2 separate regions of the Homo sapiens genome follow, and region 1 is linked to region 2. Evidence: read pairs that join two places in POLR2A ChIA-PET (ENCODE). Cell type or tissue: MCF 10A. All regions are shown on one strand. Links, peaks and the distances in the headings refer to the core of each region. The heading gives the core; the rest is flanking DNA. Region 1 overlaps MIR3681HG (MIR3681 host gene). Region 2 overlaps MIR3681HG (MIR3681 host gene).

Region 1 (7,026 bases), core at 2,046-6,045, 73 kb before region 2:
ATTCCAATAAGCATGGCCACCTCACCTAGGAAGATATAAACATGGTGAGCATGAGAACATTAGAGAATAATAGTGTAACTCTCAATAATTTAACTCAAATGATGTCACTCAGTGATGTAACTTTGAACTAATAGAAAATGAGATGTACCGGAACTCCTGGGTCCTGCACTAACATAAGACTGCTCAGAACTGCTATACTCCCTGCCAGCCTGCTACATCCCCCCAGCCAGTGTCATTGAACAACCTTGTACTCTCTTTCTTGTGACATTCCTGGAAACATTAGAATATTCACAGGCAGAGGACAACTCATGATGGGCAAGGCAGACAGAACAGTACTGAACAATTAGGGATTCGGGTCATAGTTCCCTTTCCCACCTTTTAATTTTGCTTAGCCCCTTAGCTTTTTAAGGAGATAATGCTTGGATTTGTAAATGCTGAAAAAGTGTTATTTGTATGATTTCTTTCTTCTGCTTTTGCACTCTGTAGCTCAAAGAACTACATTTTCACTGTGAGTTGAGTGACTTGAAATTGAAACTAAAATCAGAAGTTTGAGTGAAACACAGGAGCCATCTTTACAAAGCTCTTATTGTCTAAATCTGTCATAATTTGACACAAATAGACTAATTTTGGAAATGGATTATAACATGTTGAATTAAAAAAAACTATGTGTCCTTATTGTTATGTAGAAAACAGGGATAAAGAGGAGAAAAATGGAAAGAAAGTCAGCTCATAAGTTCTATTAGAGTTCACTAGAGAAACAGAACCAGCAGGAAATATATACATATATAATATTTATAAAAATATATATTATACATATGCTATATTATATATTTATAAATATATTACATATTACATGTTTATAAATGTATTATATCATATATAATATATTTATATATCATATATTCAGGTTTATAAATATATATTATATATTTATAAATATTTATATTTTATATATGTATATTATATAGTACGTATATTATATATTATATACTATATAATATATGTATATAATATATTATGAATCATACATATATTATATATCATACATATATTATATATCATACATATATAATATATATTTATAAATATATATTTTCTACTTCATATATATAGACACACAATATATGTGATATATGAAGAGGTTTTTATAAGTTATTTGCTCATGATATTATGGAGGCTGATTTGCCCTCTGGAAGCTGGAGACCCAAGAAAGCCAATGGTGTAGTTCACATGCCCAAGATTCAGAAAGCTGATATTATAGATTCCAGTTCCAGTTTGGGTCTAGAAACCTGAGAACCAAGAGCACTGGGGGCAGGAGAGGGTTAATGTCCCAACTCATGTAGTCAGATGGAGTGGATTTAACCTGCCTCTTCCTTTCCTTTTTGCTCTATTCAGGCCCTCAGTGGGTTGGGTGATGCCCACTCACATTGGGAGGAGGTCTGCTTCATTTGGTCCACTGGTCCCAATGCTCATCTCCTGAAACACCTTCACAGATGCACCCAGATACAATGTTCAATCAGCTATCTGGGCATTCCACGGCCAAGTCAAAGTTGACACATAAAATTAGCCATCACATAAATGTAGAATAATGCTTAGGAAAAAATCACTATTTTGCAACCCCTAAGATAATAATTAATTCAGGCAAGTATCATTGAGAGATACTAAAGTCACTCATAAAAAGTTGCTCGGAAATACAATAATCACATGATCTTGAAGTTTCATCTCATGTATTAATTAGTAATTATAAAAGGGAAAATGTATTTCTAAAATGAAGGTGCCAGGCTATCACCACTTAAGTGATCAAACCTAGTATTACCAATAAATATTACCAATAATGGGACGAATTGACAATATCTGCCTCTGATGTTAAAATAAAATTATATAACATTATCTTTGTAGTATCATTTCCAATTCTGCACATAGAAAATACTTTTTAAATATCCATAATGAGGAACATTCTGTAAAAAAAAAAAAAAAAATGACCGAGACTCTAACATTTTTAATACCACTTAAAATATTTCGATGATTCAAAAAACTTAACAGTCAATGCAATGTACAGAATTTGGTTGGATCCTGAATCAAGGGGACAAAAAACAGTTATAAAAGGGAGGTATCTTGGGGACAGTTGAAGATGTTTTAGTATAGACTGTATTACGACAGAAGTATTGACTTTTTGTTATTGTTTTCATATGTGCTAGTGATGTTGTGTCATTTGCAGGGCACCTGTTAAAGTACTTGGGGAAGACGTATCATCACTTTCTTCTTCTTCTTTTTTTTTTTTTTTTTTGTTGGTATCATCACTTTAAAATTCCTCCCCCCAAAAAGTTGATAAACAGATAAACCAATGACACAAAATTTTATCAACTGATAAAATAAGTAAAGAGCATATAGGTATTTGTTATTGGATCCCAACACCACATCTTTGTTTGTTGTTTATGATGCTTGGGATGAAACTCAGGAAACCCTATTTCTCCTTAGCCAGCTGTCCTCACATTAGGCTCCTGTGCTACGGTGGCAGAAGAGAGACTGAAGGCTGCAAGAGGGAGAAGCAAAGTGAAGCCTTCTGTCTACTTGCTGTTCCTGCAGCATCCCCCCAGCAATTCTTCAACCTAATAGGCAGTTGTTTCCCAGTAGCACTTGGTTCCAGTTTCCTTTCTCAAACATTCAAATCAAAGAACCGGACTCATTGCCATCTTCCAGCCTGCCTTTGCCCCGTCTTCGCAAGGAGCCTCCTCCAAGCCCCCAGCGTGTTAGCTCCAGCTGGGCAGCACCTGCTCTGCTTTTTGAAGTCTGGCTATAAACTCTGTGGACCCCTTTTCCGTGCATCTAGGTTTTAGTCCTCCAGTGTCTGTTGAACATATCTCCTATGCTGAATTCTTTCTGCTAAAATAATGAGTGTACCTCTGTTTTCCCGATCAGAGTCTCATGGGCACCATGCTTTCAATTTATCTGAAAATTTGAAGTTTCAACACATAAAAAAGTTGAGAAGAATTGACCGTGGTTTGGGATACTTAAAAAATAAAAAATAAAACAAATAAATAAAAATTCACCTATATGACCACCATCCATTGTCAGTGATTTTGTGAAATCTAGAGAAAATGTGGAAGTTTCAAAAATTTTGGAAGCACCAAAGTATAACATAATTTTTGAAAAGAGAAAAAGTAGAATCTGCCAATTCTAAGCAAGTGTTCAGAAGCCAACATTATTTAGGGCTCTTTCACTGAATTGCCACGGTAATGTTGATCATCAGCAGCGTTAGCAGCAATAGGTGTGCATAAGATTATTTTCCCTGAAACCTTCAATAGCTGCATGTTCCAGAGAGTAATATCCTGGACCATCTTCTCTCTAGTAAATTTTGTGAGTTGCTGACATTCTTCCTTTCTTTGCTGTGGTCCATCATGAGCAAAGAATACTTCCCCATCCCATTTATGCGGGCTTGTCCAGATAACTAGTTTTACAAATAATATATGGGAGAAAATGGCATGGTTTCTGTGATGAGCTGTGGCCTTAATAGACACTGAACATTCCCTCTCACTTATTCTGAGCATCTCCTGTCCACTATAGAAAATGTGTGTCCTGGATACCCAGTGGACCTATAAAGAGAGACATTTGGATCAGAAATGAACCCAAACCACAACTTGAAGCAGAGTCACTTAAGAAAACCTGACTCTTGAGCAAGAACAATATTATTATAAGGATACTGGCTATAATAAAATCTTTAAAATGTGACACTATTTTGAAACTTTACAGAAACCAACTAGGAAACCAAAATAGGAGATTGAATTTTAAAAAATGAAAACCTATGTAATATGCTGGAAAAAAATTGGTAAATCTGTCACCTGAAGCAACATAGATAGCAAGAAAAAAATACATACGCAACAGATTTGGGCAAGGAGTTTTTGAGGCAGAATGTTGATAGTGTGAACTGGTTCTTTCCACCTGCATTTGACTGTGTGCTTTGAGAAAGGGATGAGCTCAGAAATGAACTAATTAGTTTGCAAGCAGAAATGCAAAAGAATGTGGAGTTATCCAAAATGCTGGAGTTTAAAGAGGTTGAAAATGAAACTTTTTTTTAATCCTCTACAGTAAAGTTAAAAATTAAGAAAACCTTTGAGTTAGAAAGGCCACTAAGACTCAGTCTTGAGGCAAGCTTCAAACCAGAGTGTGGCTATCATACCACTTATCAAGATCCCTAAGAGCAATATACTCACGTAACAAACCTGCACTTGGACCCTATGTATCTAAAATAAAAACTGAAGTTATTAAAACAAGGCTGTGAAAAGATAAACTGTAAAAATATCCCTAAAAGGATTAAGGTAGTGCCAGGCAGATTCTTTCAGTGGAATAAGATGTTTCCTAGAAAGAAGACTAAGGGTGTGGCCTCAAATAACTTTAATTATACTCACAATAGAGATGAGTATATGGAGTAAAACCTGTATCTCAAAAAGATTTGTGCATGTGGTTTTTGTTAGATGAAGTTGATTAAAATCAATAACATGCAAGCATTCTAAAGAAAACCTAGCCACCACAGCACAATAACTCAACTGAGAAAGAACAAATAAACCAACAAAAACAACCAAAAAAAAAAAAAACCCATTGACTCCTCCAGAGAAATACAACACATTCATAAGCTACAATCAGGATTGCACCATTTTCAGTATCAAATCTAGTTAAAAAGTCTCTCCTTTGAGAAAACATATAAAGTTTATACTATATAATAATATGGTCCCTGAATCACAGAAAAGCTATTTTCCTACAGAAATTTTTCTTTCCAGATAATTAAAGAACCTCAAGTTTAATAACTTAAGTCAGAAAGGGGTCTATACTGTATATTTTACTCTAGCCCAGAATAGGTTGTTGTTTTGCTAAAGGATTCTATTCTCAGTGTTGTAGTCTCTAACACCAAGGCCAACAGAATCCAGGTGGTCTCAAAGATGCAATGCAATTGTCATTCATGACCATGATTTCCATACCTTCTAGTAGTTACTCATGACTAAAAGTCAAGAAAGATTTTACAGCCATCTGCATGATATGCCCAGAACAATTCCTTGCTCATCAGTTAACTCCAAGACTGTTCATTGCCCTCTACTTGAACTCCACTAAGAAGCACTATGTTCAGACTCTTCTCACTAGACCAGCTCTCTAGCATGACTTGAATCCCATATCCACGGGCTTAAGCCCAGGCTGTAGCTTTTTCTTAAATCTGCATCAAGATTTTCTGTAACCTCAAGGTGACATATAAGCTTCTACATCCATTGGGAGGTCAGGTAATCACTCTGTGATTCTCCCTGTGAGAATCTGCATCAAGACAAACCATAAGGGATCAACTTTGAGAAAGTGCATAAGTAAAGACTAAGTTTTACTACTAATATAGACCCTCAATAAAAAAGTAGCCATCAAAGAACAGCCCATGCCACCCAGATACAGCTAATATGGTACATAGAGCCAAAGTTCCACACTAGTCCAGAAGAGAAACGATTGTCTTGGCCATACTGGTTCAAATCCATCATAAAGAGGTTGCTATCTGAACCCTCTGTTTGGCCATTGCTACCTCACTGGGTATAGACAGGACTCTAACTGGAGGTCAACTCAGAAAGCAGATCCAACAATTTAACAAATTCAGTAATTTAAATTATTATTTTACATTAATAATACAACCTTTTACAGTAAAAAGGTTTTCAGATATTACTTTAGATTAACATTTCCCAAAACATGTACAATAGAATTCCATGAGACATTAAAAAAATCTTTTTAGGAGGAAGTTATCTCCAGCATTTGCAAACACATGAAGCCCTGCCCCCTCTACCTACTGTTTTCTATGAGCATCTTAAAGGGTTGTGTTCTGAAGAACATTCCTTTAGGAAATACCTACACTAAGTGAGCCACACCAGATAATTTGGGTCAAGATTCTTATGCCCAGTGAGGACAGGACATGATAATATGTTTCCCTGCCAGAGTCTGCCTTATTAAGGCTTAAGTGTGTAGGGGTGAAAAGAAAGGTTCCCTTTCACCCATCAAAGTTTCACTGAAAAATCAACTCATAAAAGGCAGAATAGTCAGAGAAATGACATACAATTTATTAACGTGTACACAGGGAGAGTCACGAGTGATTACCTGACCCCCCTCTCAATGGATGTAGAAGCTTATATGTCATCTTGAGGTTACAGAAAGAATAAAGGCCGAGAGTAGCCAAAAGCAAGTTATGGTGGTAAATCAGGTGATTGTCAAGAGAAGCTGTGGGAGGAGAGAAGAGGAGGCTTGGCTAACAAAGGTGGTCTTCTTATATAAATGAAACCTCACAGGTAGCAGTTGTCAGAGAGTATAGATGGGAAATATTTCTTTCAGTCCCTTAGAGGTATCAGATTCTCAGTTAATCTTTCCTAGATCTGGACAAGGGAAGGCCTGACAGCGTCAATGCAGATTCTCTATAGATGCAAATCTCTCCCACAAAAGACAGCTTTGCAAGCCTACTTCTGTTTGCTGGCTCTCTGAACAGCCAACTCAAAATGTGTCAAAAACATATATTTTGCCGTAAAATATTTTTATTTGCTTCAGTGCATTTTTCAGGGGTGGGAGAGGGTAACACCTTCACCCTCCATGCCCCTGCCACCCCACACACAATACACCCCAATGATGCTCCCCACGGTCTTTTATACAGCACTTGGCTCAGAGTCAAGGCTCCAAGAATTTCCGCTGAGCTGGATTAAAAGGATTTTAAGCTTAAAATTACTCTTAGGTAAAGAAATAAAAAAAATCACTTCTTGGGAATTTATGATATACTTGGAAATGTAAATATAGCATTTAATAATCAAGATAATTTTAATCTAAAGGAAAAGAAAATAAAAGGCAGTATGAATCTTTCTTGTAATTATGAATCTCTATGAGACTGAAAACAGTAAAGGTAGCAGGATTCAGAGACCATGGAAATTCTATCATTTCTGTTGCATCTCTCTGTGAACGCCACCTGAATACTGAGTGAACACAGCTTCTAGATTCCAAAACCTTATTCCAGCTCAGTCGTGTGAG
Region 2 (7,026 bases), core at 1,119-5,118:
ACTAGGATGGCATCTGCTATTATAAGGAAAGAAATGTTTGAACAAGAGAATTTATATTGGGTTGTTTTTCATAACTCTGGTCAGTATGCAGTAAATGGGAGTTCTTGAATGCATATATATTCAACTCATAATTAGAACCTAAGATACAAAACTTTTCTCTCCTTTGATAAAAGTTGACTGAGCGTCTATTAGGTGCAGTCTCTGGGAATATAAATAAATAAATAAATAAATAAATAAATACAGCCCCTGGCCTCAGGGAGCAGAAATGACAGACAGTAGGAGCTATGACAGAGGTAATCCAGCACGTCTATTAGGTGAGCATCTATTAGGTGCAGGCCTTGGGAATATAAATAAATAAGTACAGCCCCTGGCCTCAGGGAGCAGAAATGACTGAGACAGTAGGAGCTACGGCAGAGGTAACCAGCATGTCTCAGTGCTTTGAGAAGGGATATGTGTCCAAAGGCCTTTCAAAAGACATGGGGTCTTAATTGTGTCTGAATGGGTGAAAGGAGTTGGCTAAGAGGATGGAGAAGGGAGAACACCTTGGTTCTATTATCCATAGGATAATTAACAATCTTATAGTCAAAAAGTTTTAGAACCGGGGTCCCAGCATTTCATCCACTAGGATGCCATGTCTGTGACAGGGCATGAATAAAACACAGGCATGCTGTCCCAAGCCTCACACATATGGAAAAGAGGGCAGCAGCCATGCCACTTGACCTTGGCAGTCCCCCATGAAAAGCTCACAGGTCCAGACACAGCCCACACCCACCGGAACTTAGTGCACTCCTCCAACTCTCAGGCCTGTGATGTGCTGTGTGGGTTGTTTATATGCACAGCTTCCCTTGGAGTTGTGCAGAGAACTTCCTGCCAGACTATATAAGACAGCCCTGCTGTCACTGGTTAATTTAACCATTTTGTTAAACAGATCCATCGCTTTTGGCTTGGTTGTCAGAGTTTGCGTTCTGGTGGCATCATTCATCTCACAAATCTCCATCAGGTATCAATACATGATAGCTACTCATTGGGGCGGTGGTGTCTTGATGACTGTAATCACACCTGTGCCCTTGGAAGCTTACCCTCGAGTATTCAGCCTACTCTAGACCTATGCATCTCCATAGACGTGGAAGCCTGGGAAGCGTGGTCAGTGCAGGCCTTCATGCTCTGCTCACATATAACCATATCCAGTTCCTTAGGCAGAAAGTCTTACCCTCTTCGATACATGACAGGCCCAGGAAGTGTGCATGCACAGGCACATGCTATCCCTTCTTCATTTATCTATTTTGGGTGTTTTTGTTTATTTAACATCTATGTCATAGCTTGGATAAGTCAAAGGTTGGATGATCCGAGTTTTCACTCTTGTGTCCTTCATTCATACCCTGCTGTTAGAATTCCTATTCCACTTGGAATAAAAAACAAAGTCCTTTCTAAGTCCATGGGGACCTCTATGACCTGGTCATACCTCTCTGGCCTGTCTCCTCCCACCCTTTTATTGGGCACTCTGCTCAGCCACTCACACCCCTAGATGTCCATCCACTGTGAGGCCAGGCGTCTTACATCCAGGCACCTAGCACATAGTAGGGATCCAAATATATGCTCTAGGGGAGGAAATGAATTAAGGGATTGTAGCTGTGAAGAGATTGCCTGTGATGTTGGGCGTTACTCAAGCTCTCCCACTCCCCGTGGGAGGCTGGGAGCATCAATTCTGTTAGCGAACTACCTCCTGTATTCTCAGCCATGGCTTCATCTTCTCTCTTTCACCCCAGAACGAATGCCCACTGTTTGGCATTGCTGGCCTACTCTCTCAATCCCCTCTTTTTGGAAAACCTCTACATGTTCTTCCATCCAGATGTGGGTGATAATTCTGCCATTCAACTACGGCAACCTAGCCCTGCCTGACCTCAGCAAGGCCGGCATCTGAGCTGTCTGCCTCCTAATACTGTAAAATAGGCCGAGTCACCCTCATATGACAATTGAGGAGCTAAAGTTCACAGCGAGTCAGGGACTTGCAGAAGTCCTACAGCTGGATTTAAACCCAAGCCTTTGTAACTCCAAAGCCGGCACTTGGCCCATTAAACCACCTTCATTCATGCATAAGTAAAGTTGGAAAGTTTCATTATTTCCCATCCAGAGGAAACTTTAAAACCTTCCTCCACCCCCAGCTCCACAACTCCACTGGCATCTCCACAGTGGCAAAGCTTTTGTGTGTGTGAATATAAACAAGCGGTAATGAATGGGAAACATACTGAACTACTGACCTTTCAAAGTTCTGGAATTCTATGAATTAAATCTTCTTTGTTTAAAAATTTGAACCTATTGTTTCCCCCTTGATCCCTGAGCAATATAGCTTCTCCAGAAGCAAGAGCAGGCCATCTGATTATAACAAATGTTAGAATATCTTTTCTGAGGTATAATTTTATCCAATAGGACATAGGGAGCCATTGAAGGTTTTTCAGTGGGACAGGCACATGACCATCTCTATATTTAGGAAACAGCAATGTAGAAGATGGGTCTGCAAGTTGGCACTGGTGCCAAGGAAACCACTGAGGCAAAACAAGAAACGAAGGAGAATTAAACAAATGCTGAAGAGGTATGGAGAGAGAGGAAGGAACATTGAGGAGGAATATTATTCCTCACCAGAATGCATGCTCCAAGAAAGCAGAAACATATCATACTTACTCACTGCTCTGTTTTTAGCACCCAGAACAATGTTTGGCAAATAGTCAATGCTCAAAGAATGTTTTAAATTTTGTAAACATTGTCATGGAGGACTGAAAGAATGTTGAGTGTTTTAGTAAGAAAGAGACGGCAGTCAGCACACCTAAGAATCATTTCAGGATCATGCCTGGGGACTGAGGGAAAAATTGGGGAGGAAAACCGAAAGGAAGTCATACACATGAAATAAACATCAAGTACTCTTCTGCAACTGCTCAAGGCATCCATTGTGACACCCTGGCAATCAGCGCTCCAGGAAGAGGCAGGCACAAACCTGCCTGGGAATTGTATAAGAACCTTCCAGCCATCCAGGTAGGTAATATCACAGCAGCCTCTGATCATTCCCACTTCTTTACTGTTGATAACCAGTTGCAAACATCTATTGATTAAACATCTGCATTATCTCTTGCATCTCCTTGCCATAGTTTGGATGTTTGACCCCCTACAATTCTCAGGTTGAAACTTGATCCCCAGTGTTAGAGGAGGCCTAATAGGAGGTGTTTGGATCATGGGAGTGGATCCCTCATTAATAGATTAATGCCCTTCCTGGTAAGAGTCATGAGTAAGTGCTTGCTCTATTCATTCCTACAAGAGCTGGTTGGGAAAAAAAAAAAAAAAAACAAAACAAAACGTAGAACCTCCCCTGTCTCTTTCTCTCTTGCTCTCTCTCTCTCTCTGTCTCACCTCTTCTCTTGCTTTGTGATGTCTGTACATACTAGTTCCCCTTCTTCCACCATGAGTGGAAACAGCCTGTGGCCCTCATCAGATGCAGATGCTGGTGCCATGCTTCTTGTAGTCTGCAGAACTGTGAGCCAAATAAACCTCTTTTTGTTATAAACTACCCAGCATCAGATATTCCTTTACAAGAACACAAAACAGACTAAGACATCCCTCCTCCCCATCTCCATTATCACTACCCTAGCTCACTCTTCATCACCCTCAGGGCTTTCAGCTGAACCATGGGCACTGTATCACTGAGCAATATAGCTTCTTCAGGAGCAAGAGCAGAACATCTGATTATAGCAGATGTTAGGATGTTTGCTTCTGAGATATGATTTTATCCAATAGGAAACAGGGAGCCATTGAATGTTTTCGAGTGGGACAGACACAGGATCATGTCTGTGCTTAAAAAATCAGCAATGTGGAAGATGGGTCTGCAAGTTGGCATTGCTGCCATGGGGACCACTGGGGCAAAAAAAAAGGAAATGAGCACTATAGTTCATTTGTCAGGGATGCCATCTCCCCGACACCATGTGCTCTAGACACTGCTCACCCTCAAAGTCACTAACAGATTATTCTTTACTTAAGTATAGTTATGATTACGGTGACCTCCTACTCAAAACTACTCTAGCCTTCCTTTTGCCTAGCAAATCTCCATTTCTTGACTTACCACCAAGACTCTTCCATATGTGTCCTCAATCGTGCCAGTCAGCCTCATTTCCCACCACCGATTTTCATACCCCATTTCCATCAAACCATTCTCACTCTAGTTTCTGTACATTTTCTCCCTGTTTCCTTAACTAGGAATACCATTCATCATATACTGCAGTTGCCATTTTTTTCTGCAAAGCATTCCCTCAGCCTTCTCTTTGACTCTTCAAGGGAACTTATTTGAAACCCTTTTATGATAACAATCACTTTCTGCCTTAGATTATGCTCATCTATGCACATATCTTATTTTTTCTAATAGACCCTGAGTCCTCAAAAACTAGGATTTGTATTATTTTTAACCCTCCAGAGGCCTAGTCCTTTATTTGACCTAATTTGTAATTCAGTAAAAGGAAATGAATAAATTAAGGACAGTCTGGTTTTAATTATTATATAAAAATAGGTCCAACAAAAACATCACTCTAGAGTCCATAGAAGTGGATGATCAGGACTTAAAAGCAGATCGCACACTGTTCTAGCTGGGAAAATATGCTGGAATAGTGAAACTACTATTTAAATGGAAAGTGTCTAATGGTTTTTGCCATGGAAGTTTGCATATTTATGTTAACTGCAAAGATAAAGAGAATACGAGCACATATGTGGTGGTGAATTGCTAGATTAAGAAATACAGAGACCATCCTTCAAGAAAACCATGAGGCTGGTGGGGGCTGATGAGACTCTTGACACTTTGTGAAAAACTTCCAAATAATGCAGTGTAGGCTGCAAGCACTGACATACAACTGATGTCTGATTCAGAAACAACAACTAATAATAAGATCTAAGAGTTAATGATTACTCTCTATGTGCTCAGAAACTTCTATGATTTATGCATGTCTAATTAGTACCTAATTTTCACCTTAAAATAATCCTATGAGTTGGATAAAATCTGAAACATAGAGAATCTCACTAACTTTCCCAAGATTGGTGGTCTTTCTATTTAATGTACCAATACTCTAAGTTGAATCCTTTCTTCATATTAGATTGAGAGAAATTTCCTTTTTCCCTTTGGAACTTAAGAAAGAGAATTATCACTGTCTAGTCCAGTGGTCCTCAAGTTGTAATTAATGGCCCCATAGAAAGGAGAAAAGGATTCTGAAACTCAAAGACACTGTATTATTGGACAGACCTAAGCACTGACGTAAACATCTCTATTTGTATTTTCTTTATTTTCCTTATAATTTGAACTTCTGACTGAGAGTTTATTGAAAGAAAATATCCTCCCACCTTAAAAAACTATTTCATTAGTTTCATCAAAACTATTTCATTATCTATTAGTAGATGCCTTACCTTTGTAAAGCTCCATTTGAAAAGCTATGTGCTGATAAACTGCTTATAATAGAGCCAAGAACACAAAACATGCTCTGTAAAGGTTAACTATAGATACAATTATCATCATCGTCTTCATTATTTCATTTGCTATGTCTCTCAGAATTCTTATTTGCATCCCCTGTGAGCTTAATATGACCATCTTCATGTAACAAATGTGAAAGCATAGCATTAAGGTGTTAATGATTTATTTATAAGGTCACAAAGCCAATAAGTAAAGGGATTAAACTTTCCATTGCTCTTAGGGTCAACATCAAGTTCTCAACAAGATGCACATGACCTCGTGCTGTCTGACTGTTCTCCATACCTTCAGCCTCAACTCACCCCGCTCTCTAGTATTCACTCCCCCACACCATCTGCACTCTGGTAATGGTGGGGAAAGTGCCTGCATGGCCATCTTTGAAGTTCCTCAGGTGTGCTCCTCTCCTCCCACCATAGCACCAACCACACACTTGTCCCTCCTCCTGTAACTGTTCCACAATCCACTCCTTTTCTCCTTGACCCAAGTCAAGTTGAATGACATCATACTTGACTCCAGTCCAAGCCAGGTCCCCTTCTTACACAGTCTCATAAAACTGGATACTTCTCCTTCCTAGTGCTTGTCTCAGTGTGTAATTACATGCTTATTATGTATGACTATTTGACTGATGTCTGAATTTTCCAATAGTTGATTATCTTCATGAAGACAGTGCTCATTATATCTCCAGATTCTTGGTACACATAGGCAGTAGAAATAATTGCTGAGCAAATATGTAAAGCCCATTGTTTTTCTCACATAGTTCTTTCTTCCCCACAACATTCCTACAATCTAAGGAAGGTTTCAGTTTCTACTTAAAGAGAAAAACTGGAGTTGGCCACTTAGCTTATTAGTATTTTCTCGAAGCTACCATTAGAAAAGGGTTCATCTTGTAAAATTCTTTGAGCTAGGAAGAGGGATGATCTAGGATGTTATCAGCAAACACAAGACCTGAGACTAAAACTGAGCTGTAGACACCTGAATAAGCCCTGCCTGACCTCTTCTGTCTGCATGCTAATATTCACAGATCTGCTGAGGCATTTCTGTGCTTCTCTGCCTGCCTTGATGAGGCTTTCGCTGGGAAAAAAGCCAGCCTCTGCAGCCTTCGGAGCTCCATGTGGTGAACACCAGTTGTCACCATGGGTGACACTAGCCTCAGTTTCTTCTAATCTGTCTGGAGCCCACATTGGCCTCATGGGCTTGAAGGCATCGGCCTCAATGATGGTTTCTCACTGTAGGATGATGGTGAGCGGGCACCACAGGAACCTACACCTGCCTCATTTGTCCCTGCTGGAACTTGCTGCCTTTGTCCCACACCCTGCAGGGCAGCTGAAGCTAGGTGGCCTGTTTCCTACAACAGCACGAGAGGACAGTCCCTGTGCTTGTAGCTTCTGGGGACTCCTCACCCTTGATCACTCCCAGCTCACAATCTCTCAGTGGTCCCTCCATTCCTCTGCCTGCTTTTGCTCACATTTAGACACAATTGTTCTAGAGGAGAATGAGCTCCATCAATCCAAACTACAGACTCAGAATTAGGAGCT

Evidence for each region. ChIA-PET counts read pairs that join two places held together with the same protein. Peaks named below come from ENCODE experiments on the same cell type or tissue, not always from the same donor. Only the 100,000 strongest peaks of a DNase experiment are listed, where the experiment ranks them.
Region 1: POLR2A ChIA-PET joins it to region 2 with 6 read pairs; 3 of 35 experiments call an interaction of 5 or more read pairs at or near these places.

The regions. Positions count from the first base shown.
Region 1 is chr2:12,369,727-12,376,752 of GRCh38, reverse strand. The region is part of intron 4 of MIR3681HG (MIR3681 host gene); the gene reads right to left. Among named protein-coding and RNA genes, the nearest start is that of MIR3681, 170 kb to the right of the region's middle. In MCF 10A, for the core only: no CTCF peak of the experiment used is centred there; no DNase peak of the experiment used is centred there.
Region 2 is chr2:12,296,120-12,303,145 of GRCh38, reverse strand. The region is part of intron 3 of MIR3681HG (MIR3681 host gene); the gene reads right to left. Among named protein-coding and RNA genes, the nearest start is that of MIR3681, 100 kb to the right of the region's middle. In MCF 10A, for the core only: no CTCF peak of the experiment used is centred there; a DNase peak (open chromatin) is centred at 2,925.